Linked DNA regions of Mus musculus: region 1 is linked to region 2. The links are chromatin loops, found by intact Hi-C in ENCODE. Cell type or tissue: left cerebral cortex. All regions are shown on one strand.

Region 1 (2,500 bases), 460 kb before region 2:
CACGCGGATATAAATCCATTGGATCTTAAGTCCAACGCCTTAACCACTCGGCCATTCTGGTACCTGAAAGAGCTAGATTTTATTTACCAGCAACTGGAGCAATACTGCAAGATTTAAAAGTTTTCAAAGAACCGTAAAATAATATTTTTTACTCATATAAAACAAAACAATGAAAAACAAAGTCACAGGGGAGGGAGGTTCGTAACCCTGATTATACCTCGCTCATTACTTCATTTCCGCATACAATAGCAATGTGATTGACGCTGGAAAGTGACTGAGAAAGCTCGCTGGTGGTAGTACCAAGATTACTGATTCTTCTATGGTGACGGACACTTGAAACGACGGCGATAACTTTCCTTTTTTATTTTAATGGGCATGTCAGGCAGGATGTTTTAATACTCATGGACTTCGGTACACTTTTCCTTCTTCCTAACTCCGGTCTTTTGTTCTTGCGTTATAACTCTCTTATTAAAATAAAAGCGACTCTGGTGGGACTCGAACCCACAACCTTTGAATGCCTCCATTTGTCTAGAAGTCCAATGCGCTATCCATTGCGCCACAGAGCCAGGTGTGTTTCTGTCTCCGTACTGTCTACATCAGAGCAGGAGCGTCGACTCGGGGGGACGAGCTCTCTCTTCCTCCATTAACCGTGGAGTGTGCAGCCGGAAGCGAGCAGCCGGGAGCGAGCGGAGCGGCGCCACTAGAAACCCCAGGTCCTGTTGGAAGTTCTCTGCGCAAGGTACAAAAACATCTTGATTCCAAGTCCCAGCGTCACCACAGTTCTACATGTAGTTAGTTGATATGGCATGCGACTCCTCCGCCCGGTTCCATAGTGTAGCGGTTATCACGTCTGCTTTACACGCAGAAGGTCCTGGGTTCGAGCCCCAGTGGAACCACGTGGTGTGCTAGTTAATTTTTTTCAGGTAGTTATTGCTGTAGCCTGTCTAGGTTATCTAATTTTGTTTCTGACGCATCTAAACGGTACTTTGAAGTCTCCTTTTGAAAGCACCCGTTTGTTTTCGGCGTTTAGAAAAATCTGTGTTTATTTTGAAATACTTCTTTAAGGGCAGATTACAAACTTTTCGTTGTTACCAGACTAGTTTTTAATCAAAGTTTTCTATTTTCATTATCCAATCTGAGAAGACCATTGTGGCACGTGGTTCCATAGTGTAGCGGTTATCACGTCTGCTTTACACGCAGAAGGTCCTGGGTTCGAGCCCCAGTGGAACCAGTGTAACTTTTCTTTCGTTATTAAAGCTATTTCAGTGTAATTCCCCCCCCCCCCTCCCCTCCCCGGAGAATTTGGATTTTGTGCGCGAGCTATTGCCGGTCCGCTGCCGGTGTGACTGCCCCCTTGTGGCCTCTTCTGGGATGTGCCGGTGAGGGGATTGTGTCTCCTGGTGCCTGCGTGGCTTTCAAATAGTAGGTCTTGGGTGTCTGATTCGCCTTGGGCCACTTTTAAAAGTTGCTTCCATTGCCTGATGAAGCACGCCTACAATCTCTGCTTTAAAATAATTAAAAAGTTGCTACTATCAGTGCTGATTAATTACAAGCCTCATATTGATCTTATTGATATACAAGTACATATTGAGAAATTATTGTCAGGCGCAAGGGAAGAGATTAAAAATCCTCCCTTTCATTTTTAATAGTCAGAAGTTTCTTTTGTGACTCCTAGAAGTATCTCATTATTGTTCTTCACAAGTGCGTCCCCTTACGGTGCACTTAGTAGCAGAAATTTCACATGGACCGAAGATTTAAACATTAGAAGTGTTTTGTTACGTGGTCATCAGGAACAAACAGCACAATTTTTAGAGCGTAATTTCAAAATAAGAACAGATTTTTCCAAGCAGAAAATTTAAAAGCCGGTAAATGATAACTAAAAGGATGGCGAATTTAACGGCGTAAAAACTTTCAATTTCTGTATTGGCACTGAATATCAGAAGACAAATAACAAAGTTGGGAAACGTGTTTGCAAAGCCTGTTCTCCCTGGGGTGGGGAGGGTCTCCGTGGTGGGATTGGGGTGGGGAGGGTCTCCGTGGCGGGGCTGGGGTGGGGAGGGTCTCCGTGGCGGGGCTGGGGTGGGGAGGGTCTCCGTGGCGGGGCTGGGGTGGGGAGGGTCTCCGTGGCGGGGCTGGGGTGGGGAGGGTCTCCGTGCTGGGATTGGGGTGGGGAGGGTCTTAGTGCAGTTCACGCAGGCAATCGCCTACTTTGGTAAAACTGCAGCGTTCGTGAGTGAGTGCGCAGTGACTGTCACGTGCAGAAGCCTACATCATGTGTTCTTCCTGCTTCCTCTTCAGAGAAGGTCCCTGAACCCTTGGGGTGGGTGGACAGATGAATCACAACCAGCCACGTATCTCAGCACTTGGCTGGTCAGCTTCTCTGAGTGTATGGCCGGGGCAGAGTTCCTAGCTAGAGTCTGGGTGTGACCCTTGAGGGAGTTACCTATGTGTCCTGTCCCTGTTTTCCTCTCTGCAAACGTGGGGGATAACCTCTTGTATG
Region 2 (2,500 bases):
TAGTTGTCTCCACGCTTACACATTACAGATCCCCATTCCTAAGGAATAATGCCACTCACAGTGGGCAGGTCCTCCCACCCCAGTTAATAGAATCAAGAAAATTCCCCAGTAATCCCATGAACCCATCATTGGGATTATCTTCCTGTATGATACTAAATTGTGTCATACTGACAGAGCTATCACAGGCTCCAAGGGGTGAATGGTTTATGAAGACTGATGTAACAGCTTTCCACCCATACAAATGCTTGTCTATAATTTTGAATATCTCTCATCTCTTGAGACTGTAACCTTGTTTAAAGATTTTACTTTGTAAGTGCAAAGAATATAATATTGACAATTTTATGCAGCTCTTGGTACAAGCTCTCTCACAGATCAATAAACTCATCATGGCTTTGTAGTGAGTGAGTGAGCGAGTGAATGAATGAATGAAATTGAATTCACTGGCTCAAAAAGAAAAGAAAGAGGGATCATTGGGGAAAGTGTTTTGGAAGAAGGAAAGGAGAAGAGAGGGGGCAAAAGCATTTGAAAATGCACAAACTCAGTGTACACATGTATAAAATTGCCAAAGAGAAAAACTATTCAAATTTTAAAGTATAATTTTTATTTATTCTTTGAGAATTCTACTTATGTACAAAGTAAATTTTGATCATAGAAAAATGTTAAAAGATAGAACAATGTCACTGTGAACTAAAAGAAACTAATGTTCTCTGGGATGGAAAGACTGAGTTATAACTTAACAGCCAGACAAAATCTCTACAAAGGTGCCTCATCCTCAGGACCACACATCTCCAAGCCAGGCACCCTCATGGAGGGACCACGCCTGACCATGCCTCCAGCTGCCTTGCTGATGCCCTGGGCTGCTGGCTGTTTCCAGCTCAGCAGGTCTGGCACCAACCCAGTAAGGCTGCTCGTTTGTTCTGGGCCTGTTGCCAGGTGAAGCAGTCACGACTCTGCCTCAGCCTGGCCCAGAGCTCCTCCCACAGGGACTCACTTTCTGCAGTGGAAGCAGTGCTTGGCGAGCTCAGCTTCTCACCAAAGCCCAGGCCTGCGTGATCCGTGATCCGTGGAGCTTCACAAAGCAAGCACAGAACACTTTTCTACTGACTCACCCTGGTGAGTCTGCAGAGCATCTGACCATTTAGAGATGCGTTTCCTTTTCAAAAGCCAGGGTGTTACTAGAGGTGCTAGGGCCCTGCATAGGCAGCATTGACCCCTCCGTACACTTACAAAGAAGACTCTCTATGTCCGGTAACTCCAGAGGCTTAAATAAAATGTGGCCTTCTTGTCAACAGATGCCCCACCTTGATATTTGGTTCTACTTTGACCCTTGCTGGACTCTTTCCTTCTTGCTTTCTTGCTTTCTCTTTCATTTTTAAAAACACTTGTTTATTTAGAGAGTGCATGTGCGAGTGTGTGTGTGTGTGTATGCGTGTGTGCGTGTGTGTTTGGTACGTGTGTGGAAATCAGAAGACAACATGAAGGAGTCAGTTCTTTTCCTTCCACTATGCAGGTTTCAGGGATTGAACTCTGTTTATCAGAACTGGCTTTCAGTTATCAGGGCCCTTACCAGTGAACCATCTTGCCAGCCCACTCCCACATTTTCATTCTTCCGTATCATTCCAGCCAGCTGCCCCAGAATCACTCTACAAGTCTCTCCCGGGCTGAGCCAAGCACATCTTACTTTTTTACCCTGGTCTTCCCCTTAGTCGGGAGCCTGAAATATTACTGCAGACTTATTTCCACTCATCTCCCGTTCTTAAGTCATACTGGCCTCTTAAAGCATATTTACACGTTACATGTCTTGTAATCCTAATCAGACAATCATCTCCAGGGACTCCTCAGAGCCTAAGCAAAGTCCCCATCGCTGGCCCTAGCATTAAACGTCTTCTGTGACCTGCCCCCTATATCCTTATCATGTCCCCTCCTTCCATGACTTTTGCAAGTCTCAGGCCCCAACCTCCCAACTGAATAAATTCTACTGTTCTTCAGCATGCATTTTTCTCCACGGTTGTCTCTCCTGCAGCTAACTAACTGTGTATTCTGTATTTCTCTCAGGGATTCACTAGAGAATGCTTTGCACCAGAAAAGTCTCCTCCCACCTTCCAGACAGACTACACATAACCTCCTCCTCCTCCTCCTCCTCCTCCTCCTCCTCCTCCTCCTCCTCCTCCTCCTCCTCCTCCTCCTCCTCCTCCTTACCACACCTCAGCCAATCAGATAGCAGGAAGCAAAGTCCCGGGCACCTTAATAGTGCCTGGGAAGCTCCTGGTGGACTTTCCCACTCCTTGGACCTCTGCCTAGCAGATTCCCAGCAGCACAGATGAAGAATAAAAAAAGATCTGAAGCTAGGAGAAGGAAGCAGGCACCTTGAAGACAGCCAGGAAGTGGGACCAGGGTCACAAGACTTTGAAGCCCTGCAAGTCCCTTTGTCTGTGTAACTTTCATCAGTGGTGCATATCCGTTTCTGTTCTCCAGACGAGGAGTGAGAGGTATTTATCTT

Evidence for each region. Hi-C counts contacts between places; a loop is a spot of excess contacts. Peaks named below come from ENCODE experiments on the same cell type or tissue, not always from the same donor. Only the 100,000 strongest peaks of a DNase experiment are listed, where the experiment ranks them.
Region 1: a loop joins it to region 2, with 2.5 times the contacts of the local background. A loop is called at or near these places in 6 of 42 quality-filtered maps.

The regions. Positions count from the first base shown.
Region 1 is chr19:12,011,108-12,013,607 of GRCm38, forward strand. It overlaps n-TLtaa4 (a tRNA gene), which reads right to left and starts at 61; the gene lies at 1-61. It overlaps n-TRtct1 (a tRNA gene), which reads right to left and starts at 566; the gene lies at 481-566. n-TVtac1 (a tRNA gene) reads left to right here and starts at 824; the gene lies at 824-896. n-TVtac2 (a tRNA gene) reads left to right here and starts at 1,159; the gene lies at 1,159-1,231. In left cerebral cortex, a CTCF peak has its summit at 1,388 (motif pointing left); DNase peaks (open chromatin) are centred at 752, 1,233, 1,688 and 2,368; H3K4me3 peaks cover 2,500 bases; H3K27ac peaks cover 1,764 bases.
Region 2 is chr19:12,474,639-12,477,138 of GRCm38, forward strand. All of the region lies in intron 7 of Dtx4 (deltex 4, E3 ubiquitin ligase), which reads right to left. Among named protein-coding and RNA genes, the nearest start is that of Mpeg1, 15 kb to the left of the region's middle. In left cerebral cortex, no CTCF peak of the experiment used is centred here; DNase peaks (open chromatin) are centred at 966, 1,768 and 2,302; H3K27ac peaks cover 2,283 bases.